2 separate regions of the Homo sapiens genome follow, and region 2 is linked to region 1. The links are chromatin loops, found by intact Hi-C in ENCODE. Cell type or tissue: B cell. All regions are shown on one strand. Links, peaks and the distances in the headings refer to the core of each region. The heading gives the core; the rest is flanking DNA.

Region 1 (5,372 bases), core at 291-5,290:
TCCATATTCTCTGAGGAAATACCTAATCACATTTGCAATGGGTTTTCCAATAATTTACTACCCATATTCCTTGATCCAACCACTACACCATTAAGGCATCATACTGAGCAGTTCAATAAGTGGTTTAAAGATGTGCTACCAGATGACTGTAGAGTCTTCAGTTCAGGTACTCTGATAAGAACTTAGTGCACTCTAGGACCTGTCCCATAACCAATTATTCCATAGCCGTTTTCACAGTGGGCCACCCTCACTGATTTGAGTAAAATGGTATCCATTTCTGTGTGGTCCTGCATTTTCTGCTGGGTCCACATTTAGTGGACATTGGTGGGTCCCACCATAGGTCTGCCATCACTTCTGATGGTAGTCTCACAACCACCACCATCCTGGGCTCTCTAGTTAGAGTTAACTTACCAAGAGACAGGTTGTTAGGAGCACAAGCAATACTGGCTTTTCTCCTGGGGGCTCTTCTCTTGAGGAAAGGCAGGAATTTGAGGCACTGAGGGAGGAAAAAGAGCCACTCATAAATTGCCAGCCTACTTCCTACACCTTCTAGATTCAGGGTAACTCAAGAACATCCCATCTCTAACCAAATGACCATTTTAAGTTCAAATGAAAGAATATCGTTATTATCCTAGAGGAGTATCTCCAGTGACAAAAATTAGTGAGTTGGCAGACTTCAGAGAGATGTGACAATGTACAAAGAGGGCAGGTCCTTCCTAGGACTAAGCATCTGGGCGTAAAAATTTCTTTATACGACATCAGGTTGGAGCCCAATGGCTCCCCTAAGTCTACTGGAAAAGCCATTGATTTCAAAAGTCAAATGCTGCAGGGCTACAATAGAGGGCAGTAGGACCAGTAATGGACTCAGTCAAGAGGTGTGGATTCTAGTCTCAGCTCTGCCACCAATTTGTTCAATGACCTAACACAGGTCACTCAGTCTCATCCATTTCTTATTTGTTAAATGAAATTGAAAAGCTAGATAATATTTAAAGCTTCTTGTAATATCAACATTCTACAAAGCTTTGATTCTATATACAGATGGGAAAAGAGCAAAAACCTCAAATCAAGCCCTTCCAGTCCATCTTTGATTGAATCTGTTTATTCATTTATTTGAAAAGTACTAAATGAGCTAGCCGTGAGGTGAATGGGTCTTGTTAAGAACGGGCTGAATCAACAGCAGGGAAACTTCCTGTCAGTTATCCTCCTACAATTAGAATTGGGGGAATTTCTCGAAAATAACAAGAGGATTGCCTTTGTGTAAGGAGTATCTGCTGTAAGATGTTAAGGACTCTTCATAAGGGAAAGGTTTCAAGAACCCTCCTAATGCAAAGAACACTGTATTCAAAGGCAGGAACCTGGTTTCCTGTCTAATACATCCCAATCCACTAGCATCTCTTAACTGACACTGAACAAACTGTTTAATTATTTTCAAACGTCTCTTTTATTTCCTCATTTGGTCAAATAAGCCAGCAATTATTTTCAAGCTTGCAGTCAACCTTTAATATTTAGCTCAAATGTGAAACTTCACACCTCTTCCTTGTGGGAAAATTTTGACTTTTCCAAGGCCCTTCCTCGTCTACATTCTCAAAGAATTTTACAAGTTTCTACTGTAGGACTTTCTAGTCTGATTACATTCTGTCTTCCACCAGCAAACTTACAAGTATGGCATGGGCTCCAGGACTAGGACTTTTGAACAAGTTACCTAACCTTTTTTTGCTCCAGTTTTTTCAACTGTTAAATGGAGACGATACCAGTAACTACTTTATAGGGTTGTCGTAATGAATAAGTGGGTTACTACATGGCAACTACTTAGAAGAATGCCAGCTGGTAAGCATTCAATAAATAGTGCCTGCTGTTAAAGTATTGAGTCTACATGTCTTCATACGGTACCTATTTTGTTGTTGTTAGAGAAGAATAAATAATGAAGGGAAGGCACTAATTCTTGCATATACTTACTTCAACCCGCACAACTTTGGGAAACGGCAAGGCAGGAAACAGTATTTACTTCTGGAAATCAGAAAACTAAAGTGCCCAGAAGTTCACTGACATGCTTAAGTATGTATAAATCGAACCCAGGTCCTCCGACTCCCAGCCTAGGGCTCTCGAACAGCCTCTCCTTTCTTCATGGCAAGTTTGCCCTAGGCCTCGGGCCTCCGCTCCACAGGCCCTCCAGGAAGAAAAACGCCCTGCTTCCCGAGGGAGGAGCTGGAATCGACCCGCGGCAGCCGGGCACAGCAGAAACCGCTCACCATGCGCTTCCCGCGGCGCTCCCCGCGGCGCTCCCCTCTCGCACCTTGCAACACTCAGGTCCCTGGGTGCTGCCCTGCGGAAAGGAGTAAGTCCCGGACGCGCCCAGCCGGCGTGACGTCAGCAGTCCGCGCCTCGGCTAATAACCACTACCGTCTCCTCTCTAGGAAGGTGGGAGCGGCTTCCGCTCGGTGGTTCCTTCCCGCACGCAGCTACGGGTTTCGGTGCTGCGCCGGTTAAGCCGGCACCAGAAACAACCTGCGACCCCACCTGGCGTGCGTCTTCCAGCACAGGGAAACGGGATGGAAGTCAGAAGGGTCGACCACAAGGAGCTCTTACTGTGCATCAGTTCATCCTGCAAGTCCGCCACATTTAGCTTCCTATGTTACTGTCCTTTGGGGATTCTCAAGGCTTTTCACAAAACTGGCTTCCACCTTCCTCACACACATCCTCATCTGGAAGAAAACTGACCTCTTCACAGAAACCCCTGACACCTTACTGACCCAGGATCTTTGTTCAGGTGGCCAAAAGAAAAAGTTCTGCAGGCCAGGCGCGGTGGCTCACTCCTGTAATCCCAGCACTTTGGGAGGCCGAGGCGGGCGGATCACCTGAGGTCAGGAGTTCAAGACCAGCCTGCCCAACATGGAGAAACCCTGTCTCTACTAAAAATACAAAAATCAGCCGGGTGTGCTGGTGGGCGCCTGTAATTCCAGCTACTCCGGAGGCTGAGGCGCGAGAATCACTTGAACCTGGGAGGGGGAGGTTGCAGTGAGCAGAGACTGAGCCACTGCACTCCAGCTTGGGTGATAGAGTGAGACTCTGTCTCAAAAACAAAACAAAACAAATCAAACACTGCTTTGGGCTCAAATCCCTGATTCTCAGTGTATGAACTTTGCAACTTTACCTCTCTGTGCCTGCTTCCTCACTTACCAGGTATAATAATGGTACCACAGGGTTGTTGTGAGGATTAAGTGAGGTTAATACGTGTGAATTACTAAGAACATCTAGTATTTTTTAAATCTTCAGTAAATGTTAGGACTATTGTCTGTGTCTCAAATCCCAGCTCCAGTACCTATTGTTCTGCCCTGACTTCACTGACCTTTCAGGGCCTCAAGGTAGCACACCCATCCCTTTCTACAAAACTTCAGATCTTGCTGGCTCTAACTCAGGAAATATTTGCACACATGGGCTCATCTTGACAGGTAAAGTCCAGAGATAAAGGCATGAGTGGAGAGTACCTTATTCACTTCCAAGCATTCCTACTGATCTGCAATCTCAGGACAATAGGGCTGTGTGCACACCATCATATCCCTAGTGTGCAGCATATAGAAGTGAACACTTGCTGTATAAATTAATGAGATGCAGCAGAGAAATTATCCATTCCAGGCCAGGCATGGTGGCTCACACCTGTAATCCCAGCACTTTGGGAGGCCATGGGGGGCGGATCACGAGGTCAGGAGTTTGAGACCAGCCTGACCAACATGGCGAAACCCCGTCTCTACTAAAGATACAAAAATTAGCCGGGCGTGGTGGTGTGCCCCTGTAATCCCAGCTACTCAGGAGGGTGAGGCAGGAGAATCACTTGAACCTGGGAGGCGGACTTGCAGTGAGCCGAGATCATGCCACTGCACTCCAGCCTGGGTGACAGAGCCAGACTCCATCTTAAAAAAAAAAAAAAATATCCATTCCAATCTTCAGATTGGCTGTTTTCCCAAAATGGAGTCCCTTTTGGACACAAATCAGGAATGCTGGTGCCACAGACTGAGGCCATCGCTATCTTTGGCTAAAAAGTGACCCTTTGTAAAATTGTCAGTTGACATGCCATGTAACAATAATGTTAAGTTTCCCTCTCCAGGTGTCACATTCTCAGCACTTCTTTGGAATCAGATAGCAAGTTCTTCCCTCCAGCCCTAACATCTCACAGGCCAGAGACCCTAGGTCTAATTATTCATTCCCCAAACATTAGGCTTCAAAGAGTCTCCAAATCAGCAGGGTGTAGTGTGTGGAGGACATTAAGTCTGGAGGGAGGCACCTGAGGTTACTAGAAACCGTAATCTGGAGTTTAATAGCAGTTTGGGCTGAGCTTCTTTCAATGAGGTGGAAAACGGATGGTAGGGATGGACACCAAAAACGTTCCAAAACACTAAAATAACCTTAGCCCTGATGTGGCCACTGGATAAATGAAACTAATGCCACATATCGTCAAGATTAGGTTTCTACCTTATGTAGAAAGTAGGGGTCAAAAGGTATCATCAACTTACTTGTCACCCTCACACTCAGGAAAGTCTGAGATTTTGAGAACAAAAAGCTTCTCAATCTTATACAAGTGAGCTCCTCACATCCTCAGGATAAGGAAAAGATTGGAGCACTAAGTGGTCAATTCTAGGCTGGATGCAGTGGCTCAGGCCTGTAAGGGAGTCCGAGTTAGGAGGATCATCTGAGGGCAGGAGTTAGAGATGAGCCTGGGTAACATAGCAAGAATCTGTCTGTACCAAAAAATAATATTAAAAAACTTTTTTTTGAGACAGACTCTCACTCTGTCACCCAGGCTGGAGTGCAGTGGCATGATCTTGGCTCACTGCAACCTCTGCCTCCTGGGTTCAAGCAATTCTCCTGCCTCAGTCTCCTTAGTAGCTGGGATTACAGGCACGCGCCACCATGCCTGGCTAATTTTCATATTTTTAGTAGAGACGGGGTTTCACCATGTTGGTCAGGCTGGTCTCAAACTCCTGACCTTGTGATCCGCCTGCCTTGGCCTCCCAAAGTGCTGGGATTACAGGCGTGAGCCACCGCACCCGGCCAGAGAATACTTTTTAAAAATTAGCCAGGCATGGTAGCTCACGCCTGTAGTCCCAACTGCTTGGGAGGCTGAGGTGAGAGAATCGCTTGAGCCTGGGAGGTCTAGGCTACAGTGAGCTAGGATCACGCTACTGCACTCCAGCCTGGGCAACAGACCGAAACCATCTCAGAAACAAAAAAAAGTAGTCAGTTCTATAAAAAATAAAGAGGCATATGGAATAGAGGTATGACCAATACAGGGAAAAGTAAATGAAATGCAAGGACACTGCAGTTTAAACCTCATCTGACACTGGTTGTGTGGTCTTGAGCAACCCCAACATCTTTTC
Region 2 (5,372 bases), core at 144-5,143, 170 kb after region 1:
CCCAGTTAGGTTTGGAGAGCTAGCAAAAGGAACAAATAATTACAAGGCCCAAAAATGTCACCTTTCAGGGAATCAAAGAGGCAGAAAAAGAGAAAATTGACTCTGAGAAGTCCAAGGAAGTGAGCAAAGAGAATGTCTCAAATGAAGGCTCGTATTATCAGCATACCCAAAGGCCCGCCTTCCCCCGATCGCCCTATTCTAACCAGCATGCAGATCCCCCGCCTGCCAGGAGTACCATGCGAATCTCCAGGATGAAGCTAGGCTCAGAACACAGTATTTCACAGGGTGAATCACAGAGCTTAGCTGGGATGTGCACTTGTGTTTATGGCTTGGAGCACAAAACTATTTTCCCTCTATCCACAGGACAAGTTCAGCAACCCTAAAGGCAAACTGGCCTAGGGCCTGGGAAGTGGAGAATGCCTATTCCTAGGCTAACCCAAGCATTAGAGAAGCATCAGGCCGCCATTCTAGACTCAACTGCTCACCTCCTCTGATCCACTGAGGTGTCTCTGGAAATCCTCCACCACAGCCACAGCCTCCTCACCACTCTCAGGGTGATGCAGCTGCACCCAGGTCCGGAGCTCCCCAGGGAGGATGCTCAGGAACTGCTCAAGCACCAGCAGCTCCAGGATCTGCTCCTTGGTGTGCACCTCTGGCATGAGCCACCAGCGGCAGAGCTCCCGAAGCCGGCTCAATGCTTCCTGCGGCCCAGACATCTCGTGGTAACACAATTGCCTGAAGTGTAGCCGGAAGATTTCGCAGACAGGAGGATAGTTCTTCTGGAGACTGCTGCCCTGCCCCCAGGTCTGGTTTGCTGGCTCCTGCTTCACAGTCAGGCGCCCCTCTTGCTTCTGGAAAGCAGTGCTCCTGGGGATGAGGCCTAAATTTCCCCTGCCTGCAGTGGTCATTGTGACCCCAAAGAGAAGCTTGTTACAGCTGCAGTTGGTCCGATTAAAATGATGGTCAATAGTTCAGGTCTCAGGAACTGTTTTTCAGGGTTGGAGAAAGGGGTGATGGTAGTGTGGCCTACAGAAACAAGAGTGAAATCAGAGTTCTTGGAGTATTCAGCCCCAGGCTGATGACAATCCTCCACTGAGTTAAAAAACAAAGCTCCAGGAAAAAAGAACACAACCAGGCATTCTTAGTAAGCATCTCTCCAAATGATGCCCTTCTTAAAGTTTCAGTGGCTCCCATTACCTACAGGATAAAATCTAAATGTCTATGCCTTGCATTCACAGCCCTTCACAACCTGGCCTTACCCCCTTCACAACCAGCCACACCCTCTACCACTCACCCCAAGTACCCATGCTAGAAAGACAGCAATGGTCTCCAATGTGGGAAATGCAGGCTATCCCAAAGGGTGCAAGAGAAAATACTAAGTTATTTAACTCCTATTTAATGTATGTTTTATAATGTGCATTACAATTTGTATAGTAGTATTCATGTTTAAATTACAAATAAACCAATGTAGGGAGTAAGTGATCAAACCTCTTCTACTGATAGAAATGCAAAATAAAGAAAGTTTGGAGCTAAAGCTCTAGAGACACACTTAGAAGCCACACATACTCTTTCTTTGAATTTTTCTTCTTCAACTTTTGGCAAACTTGTCTGTCAAGACCATGAACAAAGGCAACTTTTTCTTGGTTTTCCTGATTGCCCCATCAGGAAGAGTGCTGGTAGCTTCCCTTTGTGTACCTCTCACTATAACCCTTTAACTGGTTTATGCACAACTCACCACTCTCACCCTCCAAACTGCTGCACGGCCACCAAAGGAAAGGAACCAAATGGAATCAGAAAATACTAGACCTTTTTTTACTCAATGCACCTCCCCTAGAAAGCCTTCCTGATCACGCTAGGCTTAGAGAGGTGGTTATTGTCTCAGTGATCCCAAACTACCTTTTTCATTCAAACCTCTAGTAGAGCACATCTCACACTGTAATCGTTTGTGGTTTACACGACTGTCTCCCCTGCTTTCTGGGAGGATACAAAGGGCAGAGCTGACTTCCAGTCATCTTTGTACACGTGTGCACATGGCACACATAATTGGGAAATGAATGAATATGATACATTTAGCTGACACTGAAGTGGAGGAAAACTTTGAACGTTTTAAAATCAGCACCTTACTGGTAACTAGGGCATCTGTGCTGTGCTTCCAGTTCACCAAGAGCCCAGATCCCTGTGTCTCAATCTCTTTAAAAAGACAAAGAAGGACTTTAAAATAATCTGTAAACTCTGCTCTAAGATCCCATATATGTAGAAAGTTCAGGCCATTCTCCTGCTTCCCATAGTGTTCCGAATGCTCAGCACTTTAAAATCTCAATTGGATTTTTGCATTTCCAAGTCACGCTCCACGTTTGCGATTCTGAGCCTGGGTCTGACCCAAATATGACAGTTCATACAGTTTCCTACTGCAAGAGCTGGGAAAACAGCGATCTACCTTTCGTGTTAAACCAGGCTTCAGCAGCGCCGCTCACCTGGCCACGTCTGCCCTGTTCATCGCTGTACCCGCAGATACCCGGCTCCGTGCCACGCACGAATGGTCAGGGGTATGAGACAAAGAAGCGGCTCTACATCGGGCGGCTTCTGAGAGTCACGGGGACCGCGCCGCCTGCCGCCGGGAAGAAGCGCGGTCCTGGCCAGCGTCGGCGACCCGAGCTCCGGCCGCGCCTCCCTCCGCGTCTCGGCCCACTCGCGGTGGCACTCGGCACCGAAGCCGGACACTCTACTGCCCGTTAGACCAAAAACAATGGCCGAGCCGGAAGCGAGAGAGGCCTCGACTTCCGCCCCCTCCGGGATCCCGGAAGTCTCGTTTGCGAAGGTGGGCGCGCGCGTCCCCGCACCCGGGAGAGCTGGCAGGGCTTACTTCTCGGCTGTGCCCGGCCACCTGCCGCGGGCGGGGTCGGGGTCTCGCGAGGGCCCAGGCCACTCACATCCCGCTCTCAGGCCATAGTCGGGGGATCCAGACGCGTCCCAGCTCTACACCTTCTCCTCCAGGTGTCCTTGGGAAAGATACCCAACCTCCAAGCCTGTTTTCTCATCTGAAAAAAATGCAGAGCATAATGCGTACCTCACAGGGCTGGGAGCACCGCATGAGGTTAACAGACACTACATAGCAAAAGGCCTGGCATATCCTGAGCAGTCAGTTATACCATGTGTGATGCCCAATCTGAAGTCTCAGTGAAGGGAGCAGCAAGCATCTCCCATCTTAAAAATGAAGAAGCATGTCTAGAAATTGTGATATTTTGGCCCATAAATGTGGTTAATATTTCGTAAGACAGCACCAGCATTCTGGTGTCCATGTAGAGGTTCCTAGGGAGACCAAGAAGCAGATAAACTGAGAAGGTGTGGGGACAGTTTGTAACCTAGTAGGCAGTTGTCTAGCCTCTGGGTGGCAGGTGGTACCCAGGTGACTTTCACTTTGAAGAATGGTTTGCATACAGAAGGAGGATATGAACTGGTCCTTGTTACAAACATGGTTGAGCAGGCCCTGTGTGTTAATGACCACGGGTGAAGGGCAAAGGGTGTGATGAAGTTAACTGTGTATCTTTATTATAGCACAGGAGATAGGTCCTTTACAGGGCCCAAAGTAAACAGTCTCCTGGACTGTCTAGGGATGGCAATATTTCAAAGGTGCCCTGGGCCTAACCCTGGCCCTGACATATGTTCCTCATATATCTGTGTGAGCCAAGATAGAAACAAAGACACCAGAAGTCCTGCTCCAGAGTTTCCACAAGCTTAAAAGTAATCTCTTGGAGCAATCTTTGTCCATTGATCCTAATGGTGGTTTCCTGTCATCAAGGTCCCCCTCTCCATTTGGAAATCTCACAAGGAGGTTTTGGCTATTTAAAACCAGGAACCCCAGCCTCTGCCTGACATTGATGCTAGACATTGCCTACTGGCAAATCAAGGCCTCAGAAGCTTAGGATTCTTGAGGTGGAAGGCAAATCAAGGCCCCAGAAGCTTAGGATTCTTGAGGAGGAAATCTCCCAAGGCCAGGCTAAATGCTCTCAGACCTGATTTTCAGGTCTCCTTGACCACGTGTTGTCCTGCAGTCCTGGCTTCCTATTATAGGAGACACAAGGATTTGGAAACCAAGATTGAGGTTTTTTATTCTTCAGAGCTGTTTCATGCACAAGTGGTTGGCTTTCATTGGCTGTAAGGACCAGGCCCATCTGAGCAGTGTGTTTAGACTTCAGAGGCACTTCTGTGACCAACACTGTGGGCCTGGCCCGATCTACCATGACTGGGTTGGGCCCCAGTGGGCAAGACACTTGATGATGCCTCGATATAGCACCTTAGGACACCTACCTTTGGGCCAAAGACAACCACAGAAGGCTTTTAGGAATTCTGTACTCCAACTCGATTTCTCTTGAAAATCATCACTCAAGCTTTGGTATGAGAGCTAACAAATAGGTAACTCAAATTCTACATGCCTGAAACGAAACTTACCATCTATCCGCAACCCTGAAGCTCCAACCCATATCCCCATCACTGTAAAAAGTATTATCATTCACCCAGGGACCCAAACTAGAACCCTGGGTGTCATCCCATGAGCTGAGTGACCATGGACAAGTTACTTAGCCTCTCTGTGCATAGCTTCCTTATTTGGAAAATGGGGATAATAATATACTTGAATTGTAGAGTTGTTGTGAGGATTGGATGAGATAAAATACATAAAGCACTTAGAATGGTGCCTGACACATTGTAAGTATTATAGGTGTTTTCTAGTATTGTGTTTACTATCCTTGTTTCCTCTCAGTTCATCCCCTGTATCCATTAATGTTAAGGCCTGCCACGTTTGCCCTATATGTATGTAATAATAAAAAAAGAGAATATCTATAGCAATTACTGTGCTGCTCTGCATCATCACTATCACTTCCCATGTTAAATCCTGCTTGGAGTGAGGGCAGCTGTGAGAAGTGTGTCCCCAGGAACTTACTGGATTTAAGACCACAAAGAGGCTGGGCACAGTGGCTCACACTTGTAATCCTAACACTTTGGGAGGCCAAGGCGGGTGGATCACTTGAAGCCAGGGGTTTGAGACCAGCCTGGGCAACATGGTGAAACCCTGTCTCTACAAAAAATTTAAAACTTAGCCGGGCTTGGTGGCACACACCTGTAGTCCCACCTACTCTGGAGGCTGAGGTGAGAGGATCACTTGAGCCCAGGAAGTTGAGGCTGCAGCGAGCAGTGTTTCTGCCACCACATTCCAGCCTGGGTGACAAGACCCTGTCAAAAACAAACAAAACAAAACAAAACAAAAACCCACAAAGAGAGGAGCACAGGTCTGGAGAGTCTCTGCCCCCAAACCGCTCAGATGTTCTGACATCATCTGTGTGGATAGTCCCTTTTCAACAGCCAGAACTCTCCTG

Evidence for each region. Peaks named below come from ENCODE experiments on the same cell type or tissue, not always from the same donor. Only the 100,000 strongest peaks of a DNase experiment are listed, where the experiment ranks them.
Region 2: it touches region 1 in a loop (2.1-fold over the local background); 3 of 110 quality-filtered maps call a loop at or near these places.

The regions. Positions count from the first base shown.
Region 1 is chr3:44,726,600-44,731,971 of GRCh38, reverse strand. ZNF501 (zinc finger protein 501) reads right to left here and starts at 2,337. Exons shown (of 3, transcript NM_001258280.2): 1 at 1,957-2,337; 2 at 412-496. It overlaps LOC105377056 (a long non-coding RNA gene), which reads left to right and starts at 2,446. Exons shown (of 3, transcript XR_940788.4): 1 at 2,446-3,180. RefSeq lists an enhancer at 2,457-2,526. In B cell, for the core only: no CTCF peak of the experiment used is centred there; a DNase peak (open chromatin) is centred at 2,381; H3K4me3 peaks cover 1,440 bases; H3K27ac peaks cover 718 bases.
Region 2 is chr3:44,552,584-44,557,955 of GRCh38, reverse strand. ZKSCAN7 (zinc finger with KRAB and SCAN domains 7) reads right to left here and starts at 2,763. Exons shown (of 6, transcript NM_001288590.2): 1 at 2,475-2,763; 2 at 486-1,026. The coding sequence starts at 908. ZKSCAN7-AS1 (ZKSCAN7 ZNF cluster antisense RNA 1) reads left to right here. Exons shown (of 3, transcript NR_157564.1): 3 at 364-599. RefSeq lists an enhancer at 696-1,197 and silencers at 2,710-2,849, 2,960-3,009. In B cell, for the core only: CTCF peaks have their summits at 2,629 and 2,832; DNase peaks (open chromatin) are centred at 2,665 and 3,485; H3K4me3 peaks cover 1,577 bases; H3K27ac peaks cover 1,046 bases.